Regions from separate parts of the Homo sapiens genome. Here region 2 is linked to region 1. The links are chromatin loops, found by intact Hi-C in ENCODE. Cell type or tissue: PC-3. All regions are shown on one strand. Each heading gives the region's core, and the rest is flanking DNA. Links, peaks and the distances in the headings are about the cores only. Region 1 overlaps LOC105379028 (a long non-coding RNA gene). Region 2 has its middle 170 kb from the start of MAP1B.

Region 1 (2,920 bases), core at 107-2,606:
TCTGTTAGGAGAAGCGTTATCCTGTCAGTTGATTACCCTGAGGTACGGTATGTACAGGAAAAGAAGGATAAACAAATGATTTTTTCTCTTTATTTACTGATTTTCAAAATAATTAATTTATTCCAAATCATTCTCTAAAGGTGACTAATTTTTTGTATCATTACAAATATAACTTACATTATTCATATTGATGCTTTCATTTTTTCATCTTTGGCCAGTAGTATGGTAAGGTATCCCTAGCTTACCTTGCACATATCTGGCCTCAGAACCTGGAATGAGCCGTTTCTCTATGGAATCCAAGTTCCTTACGTGGGTAATGGTATTTGGAGACCCCTGTATACCAGGTGCTACTACTATTTTGATCATTGTTTCTAGATATTTTCAGTGGACAGAAATATGAAATAAATTGTTTTTCAAGTATGAGTTCATACTTATACCTCTAACTCAGAATCGGGACTACAGGGATTTTGCCTAACGTTTTATCTTGCATCTGTATTTCCTTTGTCCTATGCCTAGAATTCCAGTTTTCAAAGACTCCAAGGTGACAGAATTAGAACAGCAGATAGTTTCTCATTTTTCTTGTTCCACAATATATACAAATTACCCTCATGGTAGTTTTAGATACGAATGCAACACTTTTGCCAACAATGTGATTACTAAAAACATTTTAAGGTATATAGTTTTTTTGTTTGTTTGTTTGTTTGGTTGGTTGGTTGTTTTTTTTGTTTTTGTTTTTTTTTTTTTTTTTTTTTTGAGACCGATTCTCACTCTTGTTGCCCAGGCTGGAGTGCAGTGGCGCCATCTCGGCTCACTGCAACCTCTGCCTCCCAGGTTCAAGCGATTCTCCTGCCTCAGCCTTCTCAGTAGCTGGGATTACAGGCACCCACCACCATGCCTGGCTAATTTTTGTACCTTTAGTAGAGATGGGGTTTCGCCATGTTGGCCAGGCTGGTCTCAAACTCCTGACCTCAGATGATCTGCCCGCCTCAGCCTACCAAAGTGCTGGGATTATAGGTGTGAGCCACCGTGCCCAGCCTAAGCTATATAGTTTTAAAGTGTAATTAATTCTGTTATATATGATCGTGCCACTAACTCAGTGCATAGTTATGTTCATTTGTTTCATTTTGTTTTCAGTTTTTATGAATTGATTTTTACAATTTAATTTTGCTTTATAGTAATGTAAAATATTTACATGGTTCCAAGGTGAAATCTACAAAACAATTTGTATTTGGAGAACTTTAGCCTCTATCCCTGTCCCCTCCAGCTTTCTCCCTGTCTCTTCCTGTGAGTAACAATTTTTTACCTTGATTTAGCCTTTCACTTTAAAAATGCAAGTAGCAGCATATACATACAATTTTCTCCACTTTGCTTATTTCATCAAACACTATATCCCGGCTATAACGCTACAATAATATATGTTAATATTCCTCATTTTTATTTATAGCTGCATAGTAACCCATTATGTTTATTTACTATAATTTACTCAACCAGTCCATTGTTGGTGAACATTTGAGCTATTTCCAGTTTAATTTATATTGTAAACAGTAGGTCTAGCTATTTTTTTTTCCCATGCAACCTCAATAGTCACCTTACTGGCATCTGTATATCCACAATGACTCACCCAATCCATGCTTCACACAATATGGAGAATGATCTTTTCTGATCTGGTTTTGTTGCCCCATCTCCACTTAAAACACAAATGGCTCCCCATTTTAGAATAAAGACCAGACTTCTCAGTGTCACCTACAAGCTGGTCCCCATTTATCTCAGCAGCTTCATCTGGCCCCTCCACTTGCCCTTACTTTCCAGCATCAGCCACAATGACTTTGTGCCAAACCATCCTTCCCTCCAACACAGGCTTTCCCTTGCTTTTCCTCCTGATGAGAGCACTACTTTTGTCCATTTTCTGTTGCTGTAACAGATTACCACAGACTGGGTAATTTATAAAGAAAAGACTAGTTGAACTCTATGCTCCACAGGAGCAAAGAACATGTCTATCCCCACCCCCACACACCCTTTTCACACCCACCCAGCCACCCATATACCTTAGCATTCCTCTTGCTCAGCATAGGGCATATGCTCAGTCAAAGCATATTCAATGACTAAATGAATGGCTTCTATGAGCCATGGTAGTGTGCTAGGTGCTTAAAGTACTTCAGTGAATTCCCACTGGTATTATTTATATTTTTGATGGCTTAAAGTCTGTATTGATGTCTCTTTCTCATTTCTGATCTCGATAATTTGTATTTTCTTTGTTTTTTTCTTGATCAGTCCAGCTAGGGGTTTATCAATTTTGTTAATCTTTACAAAAACCTACATTTGACATTATTGATAGTTTTCTATTTTATGTATGTGTATATATATTTTCATTGAAGCTGTTTTTATCCATGCTGTTTTGCTCCTAATTTCTTTGGGTTTTATCTTACTTCCTATTGTAGCTGCTTGAGAAGCTTAAGTAATTAATTGTCAGTTTTCCTTCTTTTCTGATAAATACATTTAAGGCTAAATATTTCTAACTCCTGCTTTAGCTGCCCTGTACACATTTTGATGTGTTGTGTCTTTATTGTCATTATCATTCATTTCATAACATTTTCTAATGTCATTGTGATTTCTTTTTTGCCATTAGTTATTATTATTGCTGTTTGACAGATGAAAAACTGACATGGAGAAAAGTTAGACAATTCCTCCAAATCACAAAGATAGTAAGTTGAAAACTTGTGAAAAGAACTCTGCTATGTCATATTTCAAAGTCTATGACCTCCCCTATATGGTACCTTCACTGATGCTATTGAATTTAAAGCAAATAAAGGAAATGAAGCACAGCCCAAGTGTTGATTGGTGGGAAGAATAAAACAGTCAGAGTAAATCTCACATTGAATGAACCTCCAGTGTTGTGTTGTTAGTTAGAATTAAAGTCATT
Region 2 (2,920 bases), core at 310-2,809, 160 kb after region 1:
TGTACTATCCTTCCCTCCTCCCATCTCACAACTTTGTGTGTGTGTAATAAATCAATTTCGGTTTGCAATAAAACCTTGAAAAGTATTTACCAAAAAAAAAGAATACATTTTTCTTTTCAAGAAGTTTCATTTAAATGCTCTTTGAGGTATTACCATCTTCTCTTTTCCCCGAATCCAGGGTCACCCAGGCTGCCACCAGGGCAATCAGGCATTTTCCCAATGGTTTCTGGTAAACTCTGTCTTGGAACTCTCTCAAGTTAAGTTGCCTTAGAAAATCATCTGCTGGCATTGAAGAATTTGCTAAGTCTGGGTGGAGTTCTGACGCTGCTTGTCTGTATTCTCAGGATAACAGCCTGAAAGCCTGGCCCAGGGAGAACGTTATGCATAGGAAATTAATACTGTGGAATCGTCTCTCCAGTCAGAGGAGAGGAAGCGCAGGCTGGAGCCATTTAAAGTGAGTTAAGTGCTCACATAGCAGTGGCACTGCCCCTGGGGCAACACAACTATCCCAAAGGCTGTCTCTGCCTTCTAGTCTCCCATCAGCTCAGATAGAACAGATGGGTAGGGCCTGGAGGATGAGGAGGACTGGAGTGTGCAAGAAGCAAATGCAAGCCAGTCCTTTGCAGAGCTCCTCAGAGATTGCCTGGGGTGGGGACAGCAGGAGGGCCAGCTGTCCCACAGCTCCCAGGGACACTTCAGCTGTGTGCCAGAGGCAGGTGGTAGTCGAAGGAATCCTTCTGTTTCCTTTAGTGACATGCAGGGCACGAATAGGGTGCTGCTCTCTGTCACTCTGTATTGCAGTCCTCTGAGTGGGAGGGAAATGAGAGGCAGAGAGAGAGAGTGAAGATGAGCAACAAAGATGCCGTGTCACTGCTGATCTAGGCATGCCTCTCAGCTCCTGCTGATCTGGAGGTCCTGGGAAGATGCTCATGACTCCTCCCCTCTCCTCACTGAGTCTGACCTCTATCTCCCAGGCCTGTTCTTACTCTGAATTCCCCTTCTGCCTCCCCAGAAAATTCACTTTCCTTCAATCATATTCCACCCCTGAGATCTTTGTTACGAGTATATGGGGTGTGGGGAGAGACACCCTGGCTACTCACAGACATCCCTATAGCAAATAGCCACAGCAAATACCAGGCAGTGGCTCACAGCAACCCATGTGATTCCGTGATACTTGCAAGGAGCCACTCTGCCTGCCCGGTGGCTCTCCGGCGGCTGCTGAGTCAGGTTCAAGAAGATCAAACATTAGCTGACTCTGAACCTGCAGGCTCTGGCGCCCAACCCAGGGGCTTTGGAACTGCATGCTGCTTTGCCTCTTAGCCAGGCAGGAAGTAAGTCCAGCAGGAGGGGAACGCCTCTGTCTGGGCTGGCCACCCTTCTCACAGCTCTCAACATGGGCCCTGGCAGCCCCAGCCACACCTTTCCCCTGCAAGCCAAGCCCACATGCACACTCATCCCGGGGCACTGGCTGAGCACCTGCTTATGGACAGCCTGCCTGATGATAGCAAACAAGATGAGGAGAGAGCAGGTGGGGATGCCGGTGGCAAGAGAGGAAGCAGGGACATCACAACTAGAAACAGGGATGGAGTAGATTCCCACCTAGAAGGCCCTAGAGAAAACTGGAAGCTAAAAACAGTTAGGCTTGCAAATAAGAAACCAACCTGACAGGTACAGAGGCTTCCTGAGCTATGAAATTATAATCACAGTCCTTGGCTTTCAGGAGCACAAAACGAGTGGCCTGGTGAAAGTACAAAATATTTATTCCGTACGTTTGAGAGTGGCTGGTCAATCAGGGACCTAAGGCAGTGGGGCCAGGCTGGCTGGGGGCAGGGTAGATGAAGCTCTAGCCTTGGGCATCTGTGGGAGAGCTAAATATGGGGACTTCAAACAGAAGCACAGCTTGTCCCCGGCCAAGCAGCCAATCAAATTTCCCCAAACAGCAGCTGTTTCGGTAACAATGCAGGAACTCTTCATGCTTCCAGCATTGTGAAGGACTGAGTTGTTCTACATGAGCGAGATCACCCTTTAAATGGCAAAACTTTTTTATTTTAATAACTTTAAATATCTCCCTCAAATGAACACCTGTGGCTCTTACCACCAGAAAATAAAAGGAAAGAAAGAAAAAGACGATCATGAGGCCTGTGATTCCCCAAAACTCATTTATGCAATCTGTGAACTCACACTGAGTTCTCCATATGTGCTAGGCACCAGCATGGGTATAACAGTGCCTCAGGCATGAACTCTGCTCTCCAAGAGCTTGCGGGGTGGTAGAGAATGTAAGCTGTGGCCACAAAAAACCACAGAACAAGATAGATGGTGGCATCTTGCAGGATGTCTCTTATAGGCAAGATCTGAGCCAAATGCTATGGCCACACATCGATTAGCATACATATATGTATCTCCTAGCTCTGCCCGCTGAGAGGGCCTGGACACAGTGACAGTCTCATAGCCACAAGCATGCCCGGTGGACCATTCTTGGTTTCTAAATATCATAAGCCCAATGGCCATTTTTGGTTTCTAAATATCTTTCTCTGATAAAAGGACCCAAGGCTGTTTGGAGCAATGGCCGGTTCTAGGGTGGAGGAAAAACGGATGGAGGCATGGCAGAAGAATAAAGGAGCCAGACTGAAGAAGCTCTCACTAGCCAAAGACACAACAATTTGTGCTTCATAACTAAATAGTGATAATATTAGATTATAACCCTAAAGAATAAATATCTGGGAGTCTATTCTGATATAAATGATTACATAAATAAATAAATGGGAGACAAGGGACAAATCTTTCTACAGAAGAATTCCAACAAGTAAACGTAGAAGCAATGAATGAAATAGAAAATCATCATTAAAACACCTCAGTAATAACTGCTGCTGGCAGGAACCCTAGATAAATGATCAAATAAGTGGGTGAAATTTTAAGAGGG

What was found. Hi-C counts contacts between places; a loop is a spot of excess contacts. Peaks named below come from ENCODE experiments on the same cell type or tissue, not always from the same donor. Only the 100,000 strongest peaks of a DNase experiment are listed, where the experiment ranks them.
Region 2: it touches region 1 in a loop (3-fold over the local background); 13 of 110 quality-filtered maps call a loop at or near these places.

What each region holds. Positions count from the first base shown.
Region 1 is chr5:72,100,705-72,103,624 of GRCh38, reverse strand. LOC105379028 (a long non-coding RNA gene) reads left to right here. Exons shown (of 3, transcript XR_007058813.1): 3 at 1-2,920. Among named protein-coding and RNA genes, the nearest start is that of MAP1B, 5.3 kb to the left of the region's middle. In PC-3, for the core only: no CTCF peak of the experiment used is centred there; a DNase peak (open chromatin) is centred at 1,594; H3K27ac peaks cover 864 bases.
Region 2 is chr5:71,937,469-71,940,388 of GRCh38, reverse strand. No RefSeq gene overlaps it. Among named protein-coding and RNA genes, the nearest start is that of MAP1B, 170 kb to the left of the region's middle. In PC-3, for the core only: no CTCF peak of the experiment used is centred there; a DNase peak (open chromatin) is centred at 1,298; H3K4me3 peaks cover 548 bases; H3K27ac peaks cover 953 bases.